2 separate regions of the Homo sapiens genome follow, and region 2 is linked to region 1. A link is a loop called in an ENCODE intact Hi-C map of the cell type or tissue named here. Cell type or tissue: PC-9. All regions are shown on one strand. Links, peaks and the distances in the headings refer to the core of each region. The heading gives the core; the rest is flanking DNA. Region 1 has its middle 86 kb from the start of GPR6. Region 2 overlaps FIG4 (FIG4 phosphoinositide 5-phosphatase).

The links. A loop is a pair of places that touch in the nucleus more often than their neighbours do. Peaks named below come from ENCODE experiments on the same cell type or tissue, not always from the same donor. Only the 100,000 strongest peaks of a DNase experiment are listed, where the experiment ranks them.
Region 2: a loop joins it to region 1, with 6 times the contacts of the local background. A loop is called at or near these places in 1 of 110 quality-filtered maps.

Annotation. Positions count from the first base shown.
Region 1 is chr6:109,886,988-109,898,447 of GRCh38, forward strand. No RefSeq gene overlaps it. Among named protein-coding and RNA genes, the nearest start is that of GPR6, 86 kb to the right of the region's middle. RefSeq lists an enhancer at 6,174-6,788. In PC-9, for the core only: CTCF peaks have their summits at 5,649 (motif pointing right) and 5,849; DNase peaks (open chromatin) are centred at 5,714 and 6,204; H3K4me3 peaks cover 1,035 bases; H3K27ac peaks cover 1,746 bases.
Region 2 is chr6:109,792,575-109,795,074 of GRCh38, forward strand. It overlaps FIG4 (FIG4 phosphoinositide 5-phosphatase), which reads left to right. Exons shown (of 23, transcript NM_014845.6): 21 at 8-90. Among named protein-coding and RNA genes, the nearest start is that of FIG4, 100 kb to the left of the region's middle. In PC-9, for the core only: no CTCF peak of the experiment used is centred there; DNase peaks (open chromatin) are centred at 1,327 and 1,753; H3K27ac peaks cover 2,164 bases.

The DNA.
Region 1 (11,460 bases), core at 4,158-6,657:
TACTGGATCTGCAAATGCTTTTCCCCAGTGAGCAATGCAGAACTTCCCAATAACAGAGGTTTTTAAGAACCAAATGCTCGGGCTCATGAACGTAGGTTCAGGGGAAGAGACAGTCAGAGTGAAGTTATCTTGGGGCATCAGCTCTCTTGCCTCCCATGGCTATTGGTCCCCCATGGTGGTTCCCTCACAAATGTAGCATGAGGAGATGTGTAAGCTGCTGGCTATGTTTTCAGCCAGTTGGGTGAACAGGTTTCTGGCTAAGAGAAAGGGTTTAGGCAACTCCTGGTGGATATGCTCATAGAATGACTCAAAAACTTGAAATTGTTGGGTTGAATGCTTAATCCGGGTTTTTTTTGGATAATATATAAATAGACTCCTGGATCTGTTCCTTGACCGCTGATCTGTAATGTCATGGGGTAACCTGTAGTCCCTATGGGAAGATCTTGCTTTAAGATAGCGAAATTTAAAGGATTGCAAGTTTTCGTCTTACAATGTGATTTTACCGGCATTTTGGTAAGAGTTACTGCCCCCTGTGGTGTTCTTGCACTTTCCACAGGGTCTGTGGACCATGTTGTGCAGTCCTGACAGTCTTTTTCTGGGGAGTAGGGGGAGCAAAGAGGGGTTCCCTATTGATTGGTTCCTTTCCTTGGAGCACATATATATTTGTGACAGTTACTATAGCATCTCTCCCATGATAGGCTACCACAGGAGACTACGAGATAGGGACCTATGTATGTTGCTTGGCAAGCATCAAAATATAAGGAAATGACCTCCCCCTGGGAGGGAGGGACTTTGGTTTGGTTCAGAAGTCTTCCTTCTTTTGACCCAACATAAACTTTAAACCAGGCTTCAGAAGGTGAGGACTTAGGGTCATAAAATATATAAGGCTGGCCATTTTCTGGGTCACAGATTGAGTAGTTTGTCTGGTTGTGTGTACAAGTTCCCCCAGGGGGTCCCTGTACACTCATAATAAGTGTGGTACAACAGGGTTCTGGTTATGTTGCTCCCTGACCCCATAGTATGAGTGCAGGGGGCCATCCTTCTATGGGTCCCTCTCCCAACACGGATAAGGGTAGTATTATAGTTAGGAGAAAAAGAAGTATGTATTGATGACGTACTTGCATGTTCCACTCTAACTTCGGCCGGTCATAGACTAGTCTGCTTCTGGGGTGACTGGAGCAGGGCTGTTGCCTCCTCAAGCTTCAGCTGTGCATAGACAGGTCAGCTTCCGGAGTGACCAGAGCAGAGCTGCTGTCATCCCTAATGGCAACTTGGTCCCGTCGTAGGATCAGCCAGCTTGGATGGTCTGGGTCCTGTGGGCTGGTCCACTTGTCTTGGATTGCTGGTTTTAGCCGACTGTGGTGGATCCAAGGCACAATTCCTGTAACTTTAATAGCAGTGGGAGTAGCCAACATCACAGTATGGGGGCACTCCCATATGGGTCCCAGAGTGGTTGGATTCCATTTCTCAACCCAAACAGAGTCCCCAGGTTTAAAGGGGGCATACTGAGTCTGTCAGGCTTATGGGTATTCTCTCCTGTACCTAGCCATGGACACCTTGCATGCCTATCCCTAAGGCCTGCATTTGCCTTCTCAAGGTCAATTCCCCTAGTTCATGGACATCACCCTTAATTTGACCTATGATTGAGGGTGGCTGGCCGAACAAGATCTCATGGGGTAAATACCCAGTTTGTTTGGTGGGGATACACCTGACTCAGAGGAGGACCATGGGCAGGACTTGATCCCATCTCAGATGAGTTTCCTAGCAATATTTCTTTAGTAGCTGTTTGAGTGTCTGGTTCATGTGCTCTACTTTTCCTGAGCTCTGTGAGGAACTAACAGCCATGTTAGTTCCTGAACTATTTCAGCTACAAATGCTGGTCTATTGTCTGAATCTAGAGTCAGGAGCAGTCCAAATCTGGGGATAATGTCTCTTAACAGTATTTTAGTCACTTCTCGTGCTTTCTCTGTTTGGGTAGGGAAAGCCTCAACCCATCCCAAAAAGGTGCAGATGAATACTAGCATGTACTGGCAGCCCTCCCCGCTCAGGGCAGCTCGGTGAAGTCCATAAGTAGATTTTCACAGGGTGTGGCTCCCATTTCCTGAATCCCTGGGGGCCGAGTAAGCCCTTGTCATGGGTTGTTCTGGGCACAAATTAGACATTGTTCACAAATGGCTCAGGTGATGGCTGTGAGCCGTGGTCCATAGAAACGGTGTCCCAGTAGCGTTTCCAGTGCCGTTTCCCCCATATGATTTCCTTGATGGAATTGTTATACAAATTTGGGGGCCACCATTTCAGGGATGGCTAGTCTCCCACTGGAGAATCTCCACCACCTCTCTCAATGTATTTTCCAGATTCTCGGCTAAACCAGGCCTTCGCATTTGGAGAATAACTTAGGACCACCGGGAGGGGAGGCTCTGGGAGGAGGGCCATAGCCAGGGCTTCTTCCCTAAGATGCGGAGTGGTCATAGCTGCCCATTTTGCTTCCCTGTCTGCCTTTTTGTTTCCTTTGGGCTGGCCTCCAGTGTTCCCGCCCTTTGGTTCCCCCTGCAGTGTATAATAGCTACCTTCTTTGGGGCCCATACAGCATCTAAGAGTTGTAGAATTTCCTCCTTATACTTTATTTCTTTACCCCCAGCAGTTAAGAGTTCTCTCTCCTTATATATAGCTCCATGAACATGCAATGTGGAAAAGGCATATTTAGAATCAGTATAAACATTGACCCTTTTGCCCCTCGCCAGCAAACAGGCCCTCGTCAGGGATATTAGTTCTGCCTTCTGGGCTGATGTTCTGGTGGGCAGAGGCTGAGCCTCCACCACTAAGTCCAATGTTACCACCACATACTCAGCCCAGTGGACCCCTTCCAGTATAAAACTGCTTCCATCTGTGAAGTATTCAACATCTGGGACTCTAAGGGGGTGGTCCATGAGATCTCCCCAGCTCAAGAATACTTCATCTACTATTTCCACACAGTTATGAAGTGGGGCTCCCGGTTCGACTGGGAGCAAGTTGGCCGGGTTAAGGGTGTTTACTGTTTCTAAAGTTATGTGGGGATTTTCACATAGGAGCCCCTGGTACTGAGTCATCCTTGGATTCAATAACCAATGGTGCCCTCTCTGATCCATTAAAGTTATAATCGAATGCAGTACCCAAATAGTCAGTTTTGCCCTAAAGTCAATTTGTCAGCTTCCTGTGTCAGTATGGTGGTGGCAGCTAGTGCCCTAAGGCAAGGAAGCTACCCTAGCACCACGGAGTCCTGTTGTTTGGATGAATATGTCATCGGGCGATGCAATGATTCTATGACTTAAGTCAGGACTCCTATAGCCATTCCCTTTCATTCATGGACATATAGAAAGAAAGGCTTAGTTATATCCGGCAGTCCTAAGGCTGGGGCCTAAGTTATGGCTTCTTTGATTTGTTTAAATGCCCTTTACTGATCAGCCTCCCAGAGGACGGGCTCCCTTTCCCCACCCTTTGTGTCTTCATATAAGGGCTTGGCCATAAGTGAGAAATTTGGGATCCAGATATGGCAGAACCCTGCCACCACCAAGAACTCTCTTATCTGGTGCCGGGTAGTTGGAATTGGGAGTGTTCAAACAGCCTGTTTTCATTCAATGCCTAGCTGGTGTTCCCCTTGGGTCACTATGAAGCCCAAATATTTGACCTTCTGTTGGCAAATTTGAGCTTTTCTCTTGGACACCTTATATCTGGCCTTCTATAGGAGGTGGGGGAGGCCTTGGGTTCCCCAGTAGCAGTCCTTCCGGGTTGGGGCCATCAAAAGGAGGTCATCCACATATTGTAGCAAGGTGCAGTTGTCATCTGGTGGGGTGTAGGCCTTGAGGTCGGCAGCCAATGCCTCTGCAAAGATTGTGGGAGAGTTTTTTTATCCTTGTGGGAGTCTAGTCCAGGTGAGCTGTTCCTTTGTGCCTGTGACTGGATCCTCCCATTGAAATGCAAAAATGGGCTGACTAATTGGTGGCAGGTGAAGGCAGAAGAAAGCATCTTTTAAGTCCAGACAAGTAAACCAGGCTGCACTAGCCGGAATGAGTCCCATCAATGTGTACGGGTTTGGTACCATTGGGTGGATGGTTACAGTAGACTGCAAGTCCTGCACCAGTCTGCATTCATTCATTCAGTCCTGCACTGGTCTGTAACCTGCACTGGTTACAGCATGCAAGTCCTGCACTGGTCTGTATTGATTACTCTCTGGTTTTTGTACCAGCAAAAGTGGAGTGTTCCAGGATGACTGGCATCAGGCTAAGATTCCATGTTCCAAGAGCCACTTGAAATGTTCTTGAATGCCCTGTATGGCTTCTTGGGGTAGTGGGTATTGATGAACCTGACCAGTGTTGCTCCTGATTTTAGCTCTACTATCACCAGTGCCTGGTTTACAGCTAGCCCAGGTGGGTTGTCCTAGGCCTATACTCCAGGAATCTTACAAAGCAGCCCATACAGTTCATCCAGTCCCAGTTCTGGTAACTCCTTGATGTACAGTCTCCATTCTTCAGCCTGAGGGATGGTAAGAGTTAACACCATGGCCCTTGGGTAAGTCAGATTTAGAGTCATATCCCCTTGTGGCCCAAAAGCAATCTGTGCTTGCAGTTTTTGGAACAGGTCTCTTCCCAGCAAGGGAACTGGGCAATTTGGGAGTTACAGGAATTCATGTTGGACTTCTCTTCCCCCATGACACAACTCCTAGGCCGGCAAAATGGCCTCTTCTCTGGGACCCCTGAAGCTCCAACAATAGTTGCACGATGTATGGATAGTGGCCCTATGGGCTGTGTCACTACCGAGTGTTCAGCCCTGGTGTCTACCTTAAAGTCCATCAGTTGGCCCTCTACTTCCAATATGACCATGGGCTCCTGGGGGCCTAAGGAGATGGAGCCCGGTCTTGCCTAGTCTTCATACCCTTCAGTCCCTGCCAGCCCGATAAGGTTGGCGTCTGGCTCCTTTGGGGTACAGTAGCCCTTGGCTGGCAGTCTTCTAGTTTTATAGCCTCTGTCATTTCCCTTGTCATCCTCAGACATTTATTCTTCCAGTGTCCCTTCTTCTTACATCATGTACATTGGTCCCTATCCAGTCTTGGCCAATTTTCGGGTCTTTGCCCAGTTTGGTCCCTTCCTCATCTGTGTCCGCATCCACGTCCTCTGGTGATACTTGTTCCTCTTTCCATGAGTGCTGCTGCTAGCAGATCAGCTTTCTTCCTGAGTCTCTGATCTGCTTCCCTTTTTGCCTCCTCGTCACAGTTAACATACACCTTGGTGACCACTTCCAAAAGTTGGGTGGCATTCATGCCTGTGAAACTTTCTAGCTTTTGTAGTTTCTGCCTGATGTCCCCCTGGGTTTGTCCTGCAAATGCTGCATTCACCATGCACTGATTCTCAGTAGCCTCAGGATCAAACGGAGTGTAGAGCTGGAACACCTCACAGAGTCTCTCATAAAACTGGCTAGGGCTTTCATCAGTTCCCTGAAGCACTTCCGAGATTTTCCCCATATTGACTGCCTTCTTTCTGCCCTCCCTTAGTCCTTGCAAGAGTGCCTCTCGGTACCTCTGCTGGTGCTATAATTGGGTTGCAACATTTGGGTCCCAGTGTGGGTCTGCTTCTGGGAATTGGCCCTGAGCGTATGCCTGGACATTAAGTGTGCCTTCTGGTGCATTGTTTTCTAGCCAGCAGAGGGCTGCTTGGGTCACCCTTTGGCGCTCTTCGTTGTTAAACAGCGTCAGGAGGAGCTGTTTGCAATCTGGCCAAGTTGGATTATGTGTCTGAAAAATGGACTGCATTAGATCTATGAAGGCCTGGGGCTTCTTTGTGTGTGAGGGAGTATGGTGTTTCCAGTTTAGGAGATCAGTGGTTGAAAAAGGCTGGTAGATGAAGGTCCATTGCCCCCCTTGGATATGGCCATATTAATCATAATAGAGGGGCCCCAAGTTTCCCAGAGAGGCATCTGCAAAGCCCAGGTGCGGCCAGACTGGAGGCAGCTTGCTTGATCAGCCTGAATTTCCTCCTTGACCTCCTGGGGCAGTGGTTCTGATTTTTCCTTTTCGGGTGAAGCCTGGGGCTCATCATTATCTGAACCTGACTCCTAAGGGGCCAGCCTTGGTAAAGTGGGGTAGATTGGGGTATAGGGAGGAGGGATTTCTATTTCCTCCAGTGGTTCCTGCAAAACCAGTTTTTCCTGTCTTTCCTGTGGCTTTCCCTTTGTCCCCGTAGCTTCTGGTGAAGCTGATTTTTCTTTCATTTTAGGTTTGGCTCAAGCCACAAGCATTTTGTAACTAGCCGCCAGGCAGGGCTGTAGTCATGCAGGTCAGGTTTGGACTATATTCAGCCATGTATTAATATAAGGAAATTGGTCTGGATGCCCTGGCTGTCCTCTGACCCCAGTCACCACCCAATGTATACAGCCAATTGTTCCCCCATCTATTGTTCCTTCGGCTGGCCATCTGACATGAAAAGAGGGCCATTCTATTTCACAAAGGGTTCTTAACTTCTTGGGGGTCAACATGATCCCATAATCCCCTGTATAACCTTTCTTAAAGTTCTTTAACATACATTCTAATGGGGTGAGTTTTGACGGCTTCCCTCCCATTTCCTCCCGGTTATGGTGCAACTCACTCTCTTTTGCTTTCACTTCAGACCAATTAGACCACCTCCCTCATGGGAGTATTTCAGATGCCATTTAGCATTGGAGGGTTTGTATAAACCCCAAACCTGGACCCCACAATCACTAAATTGTGGGGAGCCTCCATAAGCTGTATGCAGTTCACCACTAGTCCCAGTCAGTCCCACACTTGCTCGGGACATATGGTCTCACACTAGGAGACTTGCAGTCCCACATGCTCCACTCCACTCATTCACACGCATTCACACACTCTCCCACTCCCAGTTCTTCTTCTCAGGTTGGGGTGTAGGTTTCAACCAACTTAGCGAGCCACTCTCATGTCCTGGGTTGGACTACTAGGTACATCCCGGGAGTTGATCAGACTCCCCTTCCATCCTTATGGGACAGGTCCTGCCTCGAGCCCCAAACCTTACTGCAGTCCTGTAGCATGCTGTTCCTGGAATCATCCAGTAGCCCCTTAGGTTCTGTTGCACTGACGGGGAGGGGCACTGGGTCACAGGAGAGCCCATCTCTCACCTGGGTTTAAGTTCCCCCCTTGGCACACCTGAGGTCATGTGTCTCCCCCTGGCTTGGGTCCCCAGACCCACAGGCAAAGGAGACAGAAAACCTGTCATCTCCAATCCTGGATGAGCCCCCAGAAATGTTACATGAATCAAGGGACAGGAGAGACCAATGGGTGGGACAGGAGGATTTTATTAGGAGCGCACCGGCCCAGGAGATTAACATCCGAAGGCTGAGCCCGAACAAAGACAGGGCTTGACTTTTATACATGCATCTGAAGGGAGGTTGGCCGGTTTGATGGCACAAAACCTGTAGTGTGGGCAAACAAGCTTTCAGAAGCAGAACAAAGGCAGTTGTTGAACAGTGACAGGTTTTGTAACTCAAGCATATCTTGTGACCTTACAATGCTGCACAGAAGGGGAAAAACAGGAACTTACAAAACTTGCAAAAATAATTATAAGAACAGAACAAGGAACAATGGTAAGGGAGAAGAATCTGAAGGGGGAGGCCGAAAAAGAAAAACTTGTGTTTTGTTTTTTTGTATCTTCTGCTTCATTTGTGCAGCTGCTATCACTTCTTATTGCTCATAGAGAAATACATCACACTGGGTATTACAGAGATTCAGTTGTAGGGGATTAACAAAGAGACTGCTTAGTTAAAGTGAGTAGATTCTTTATCTAGCTTATTCTTTGACCTATTTGATTTTAGTTGGTTTGGTTCATGGGGACCCTGGCTAAGGAGGATACTCCAAACTCTTGGTAATATCCTTCTGATAGTTATAATAGTTATAATAGTAGTCTGTCTGGTGTGCTGTATTCTCTCAACAGTTTTAAATGTTTGCATGCAGCCATCTCTAGAATGTCATTCCACTGTCTTCAAGTTGAATGGCAAGAGCTGAAAAAATGTGTGACCATAAGGGCACTGTAACCTATGAATTATGTGCTGAGACCAGAAACCCAAAATCATGGTAACTGAGAGTAGTGCTAAGGCCCTAATTTTCAGTCACACTCTTACCTAAGTGAGAACCTGACCAAAACGAGAGAATTTTTAAACAAAATTGTGGAAAGGCCATTGTTTTGGACTGAGCTTATGCACTAGGCTGCAACAGACCAGACCAAACCAAAATGGAGTCTCTCATACTAAATGTGACATAACCAAACTAAAACTTTAAGGAAACACATCGATCCTAGAACAGATTAGCTTTTGTTTTTTCCTCTGTATATAGCACATTCCAGCATAAGGAGATACCCTCTACTCTAAACCTTACAACAACAACAACAACAACAACAAAAAAAAAAACAAAAAAAACCCTAAAGTTCTTATTCCCACCTTACAAACCCCACTGTTCGGCTATTTCCCAGTGGGTCTCAAAACCAAGTAAGTACAGACAATGGTAATAGTGACATCAATGACTAAAGTTTTGGCCAATCTGTCAAAATTGAGAGGATGACCCAAAGTAGGAAATTGTTCAATCAAGTTTAGCTGATAGCTGCCTCCTTACATATTTTAAGTTCAGCCTAAATGTTCCTCTCTACACCATGAACTATAACCCAAATAGAGTTGTATACAGACTGTAGTGTCAATGAAAAGAGCCAAACTCTGTAAAATATTTGAAGAGATTTATTCTGAGCCAAATATGAGTGACCATGGCCCATGATACAGCCCTCAGGAGGTCCTGAGAACATGTGCCCAAGATGGTCGGGGTGCTGCTTGGTTTTATACATGTTAGGGAGGCATGAGACATCAATCAAATACATTTAAGAAATACATTGCTTTGGTCCAGAAAGGTGGGACAACTCTAAGGTTGGGGGGCGGCTTCCAGGCTATAGGTAAATTTAAACATTTTCTGGTTGACAATTGGTTGATTTTGTGTAAGACCTGGGATTGATAGAAAGGAAATGTTCAGGTTAAGATAAAATATTTTGGAGAACAAGGTCCCTTTGAAATCTTATAGTGGCTTCCCTTAGAGACAATAGATGACAAATGTTTCCTATTCAAATCTTTAAAAGATGCGAGACTTTTAGTTAATCTCTTTAGGATTGGGAGGGCCTGGAAGGAAAAGATCTAGCTATGTTAATAGATTCTCTACAGATGGAGATTTTCCCCCACAAAGGACAGCTTTGAAGGGCCATTTCAAGATATGGCAAAGAAACATGTTTTGGGATAAAATATTTCGATTTTTCTTTTTTTCATTGTCTTGTAATATTACACCAGAGTCAGGATGGAAAGTAAGTCACAGTATAGAGGGTTAAGTAAAACCCATCCAATGAGAAGTTACCGTTTGTAGGGCATGACTCCCCAGACCTTTTAGATAGGAATTTGGGCAAGATGAAAAAATCAGAACTTAGTCCTCAGTAGCCAAATCTTGTGCCAATCACTGAGTTTTGGCCAATCAAAGGTGGCCAAGTGTTCAAACCAGGTCCAAATAAGGCAAACACTGAGCTGTAACCAATCTTGCTGTTTCTGTACCTCATTTCCATTTCCTGTATATCACTTTGCTTTTACTCTCCACAAATCTTCCAACATGTGGCTGCACTGGAGTCTCTGAGCCTACTCTGGCCTGAGAGGCTGCCTGATTTGTGAATCATTCTTTGCTCAATTAAACTCTGTTAAACTTAATTTGGTCAAGATTTTTCTTTTGACACCGGTATTCATGGTGTAAACATTACTTGGAAGCACCGAGTGGTCTGCCTAATCAAAAAAAAACAATAGAAAGTGGAGAGTGCTTTTTTCCCCAGAGAGCTGGGCTGAAGACAGGAGTTAGGAAAAGAGCTGTAGACTACTATTTTCATTATAAGGCTTTCGGTATAACTTGGCTTTCAAAATTACATAAATGTCTGATTTGGGAGACAAATTTTAAGTTTCATCTAAGGAGACAGACCTAAGGAAGATGTGATTAACTTTACATGGAACATGCTCAATGTCTCAGTCTGTTCAGGCTGGCACAACAAAGGATCATAGACTGGGAGGGTTAAGCAAGAAAAGTTTATTTTCTCACAGTTCTGGAGGCTTGAAGCCTGAGATCAGGGTGGCCCACATGGTCTGCTTCTGATGAGGGCTCACTTCCTGGCTTTTCAGGGAGGGAAGGCTGAGACAAGGTACAGGGGCAGGCTGCAGCCTGGGGCGTGTTAGAGGGAGCCCGCAGGAGGGATTTCCTTCAGCACAAACCTAGCCCCTATACCTCCTGGTCTCTGGGGAGGTGGAGAGCTTTGTCTCATTGGGTGTTGGAGCTCTTGCAGGGTGAGTTGGGCAGGTGGAGGTAGCTTGCTCTGCCCAGAGCTGTCCCCAGCTTGCTGGCTGACAGACCTGAACCACACCCTCCAGCTTAGCCTCACTCAGCCATTCATATTTTTCCCTTTATCTGTGACTTCTTTAATTTCTTAATTCTTTTATTTTCCAAATTGTTCCCAACATGAACCAGGAAGAGGGGGTGGCAGTCTAGGCAAAGAAAGGCAGATTTATTAGAGAAAGTATGAAAATACATTCAAAGGTTACAACAGGCAGCACAGCAGAAAAGGGGCTGTCTGCAAAGAGGTGGGGCTGGAGGGAAGTTTTCTAGGGTTGTGCTGGAGGGGATTCCATGCAGGGTTCTTGTGCCTGAGGAAGGAAGCCATTCATTGTGCCCACTGAGGTAGTCACACCCTTGGGTAGTTTGTGATCAGCCGTCTCTTAGAACAGTTGTTCATTGTTCTTTCCCATCTGGGGCCTTCCGGGAAAGGCAAGATGGGGGTGGGTTAGCTCAGATCACTGTCATAATTTTTTCACTGATATAATTTTTGCAAAGGTGGCTTCAAAAATAGTGCAAAATTGTTGGAGCAAAGGCTGTGTGGATTGAGGGTTGGAGAGAGGGCAGCAGGAAATGGTAGGAGGTGGTGGGAGATATTTCCAGCAGAGGTAGGAGCAGGCATGGTGGCACTCTCTGCCACCCTACCAAGGCACCAAGCTTCACTCACTGTGCACCTGGCTGGGTGGGAAGAATAGGTCAGAGGGATGCCACTGAAGACCAGGTGACAGGTGATGAGGTGACACAGAAATGTGGGCAAGGAAGTGAGGACCTTGGCAGAGGACATAGAGGGGAGGGGACACATTTGGATTATAGCTAAAAGGTGGAATCAATACATAAGATTTGGTGACGAGTTGAATGAGAGATTGGCACCGAGGGTGACTCCCGCATTTCTGTTACAGTAATTACATGGAAAATACCTTTTCTTTCTCCAAAATCCTGCAGTTCACCTAGATAACTCAACCCAGCACGGCTGGGGGACTGGGCATCCCAGGACATTACCTTGAGAAAAGGATTTTTAGTGCCCTGATGACCCTCTTTCCTAGCAAGGTGCA
Region 2 (2,500 bases), core at 1-2,500, 99 kb before region 1:
ACCCCAGAATGTGGTCCAACCCATGAAGGAGCTATATGGAATTAACCTCTCAGATGGCCTCTCAGAAGAAGATTTCTCCATTTATTCAAGGTGAGATACTTTCATGTAGATATTAAAGAAAAATGAATATTTATAATTACAGTAACTTCTAACTACTATACCTTTTTTTTTTTTTTTTTTTGGAGACAAGAGTCTTGCTCTGTTGCCCAGGCTGTAGTGCAGTGGTATGATCTCGGCTCCTGAGTAGCTGGGATTGCAGGTGCACGCCACTATGCCTGGCTAATTTTTTATATTTTAGTAGAGACGGGGTTTCACTGTGTTGCCCAGGCTAGCCTCAAACTCCTGAGCTCAGGCAATCCGCCCACCTCAGCCTCCCAAAGTGCTAAGATTACAGGTGTGAGCCACTGCGTCCAGCCTAATATAACTTTTAAGAAATGAAAATAGTCAGCAATACAGAAGAAAATGAATTCCACTTAAAATGCAGTTTCAGCATTGAGGCGGTCAAATTCTGAAACATTGATTTATATACAGAGTTAAAGTGCTAAATGCCTGAGACTCTGCCCCTCAATGATAAAAATTTATGATGCATGCAGGTATCTGCACTGCTCATATGTAAACTACAAACCAAAGTACCAGTACATTCCTGCATTTCTAAATCCTCAAGATCAAAGTCCCTTCTCACAAAATAAATCTGGGATATTGACAAATGAGGACCTTGCATCACTTTAGGTCCTGGATGCTGGTGGGAGTGGTGACTGAGGAGGAAAAAGAAAACAGTAATAATAGGGTGCTAATTCACAATGTTATAGGCCTTTATTAGGCAAATCTAGTTGAAAGGAGGGGATACCCATAAGGCATTCCCTGAAATCATGTGCATAATTTCGTGTGTATGTGTGTCCTTTTGAGAAGATAGATTTAGCAGATTCTCAAAAGAATCCTTCACTCAGAAATCCCCACGAACCTGATGAGAACATTGCAAACACCTCCTCAGCTTAATACATGGATTTAGAAGACTTGATTATTGCATATGAATACAGTTCCACTTATACAAATTTGTAAATGTGTCTGTAAAATGTAAATTGTATAATATAAAATGAGCACTGATCTTCAGTTATTTTTAAATGAGGGCATTTCATTTACAGAATCCATTGAATTAGATATTGTCAGCTTTTCATTTCAATTAATAAAAACTACTCTATAATATATAAAATATAAAATGCACAGCATTTCCTGACTGCCAAAGCAGCTCCTGTAACTTGCACTTTTTTGAATATGCGTCATTGACTGGAAGCCAATTTAGTCATCAGAGCACAGCCACACCCTCCTCACTCTGACACACAAACACACAGTACTTATTCATCATGGCTGTCAGAACTCTGTAGCCAAACTCTGTAGTAGTTGAAGTGGGCCTTTACAAACCATGTGGCCTGAAGAATGAATTATCTGAAGTTACTGACTGAGTAATATGACTTTGTTTATTGCAGAGGGAATGAGTGTATGTGCCAAGGATTGAAGGGGTTACTTCAGGGGAGGGAGGAACCCATGTCCTAGAATAAAATTCTGTGTTTGATATTCTGAAGATAATACCTCCTTTCATTGTATAACAGTTTACACTGTTTTGTTTGTTCTTTAGGCAATTCTGTAGTAGATTAAAAAGATATTATCCCCTTTTATGGGCTAATAGCGCAGCAAGTAGAGCCATTTAGTGCCTTATCCAGGAGTCATATCCTGTGTTTCTGGGTACCGTGGGATTTTAGGCTGTTCCCTCCTTTTTGTTCTCTTGATCATAATCAGCTGCCTCTGCTTATGATGCAGACCTTGGGGGAAGGGGAGAAACGGGGCTGATCATTCTTTCCCTGTGAGTACCCCTTCCTGTGGGCACACTGCCCTTACTGCCTTGCCTGCCCTGGAATATCTCCCCTCTCCATCTGCCATGGGCATTGCAGTAGGCAGAGGAATCCTCCCTCCATCAGTATCTGTGGGGTAACTGTGCCAGAGGGTGACCAAGGGATGTTCAGGGACTGATTGGCACCCACTTTTGGCTCAGCTAGGCTCTGGAGCTTTCTTAGTGCCTCCTCTGATCCAAAGGGGAGAGTTTCAAGGCAGGGCTAGAGCCCAGGTAGTTCTGCGCTGAATTGGCAGGTGCCCCTGCCACCCCGTTTCTGCACTCAGTTGGCTGGCTATGTTTGTGCACATAGTAGACAGTGACCTAGCCTGGCTTGCATGTAACAGCTCCCACCTGGCCTATCACAGAACCAGTGGAGAAGGGAAGCCACACAGCTAGAAGTGGTTTCCGCAGCCTGTCTTCCAGCTTCCCATTCTTCTGCCTGTTTTTCCTACCTTAGGCCTTGCCCACCTTTGGACGCCTAAGGATTTCTCGGTTTTGTAGTTTTTTTCTAATTGCTGAGCCCCGCTGTCTATGTCTTCCTTTTCCCTCACCTTTTCTAGTATCTTTGGTTTGCTATTTTACCAGACCTGAAAGCTTTCTACTTACTTCCTC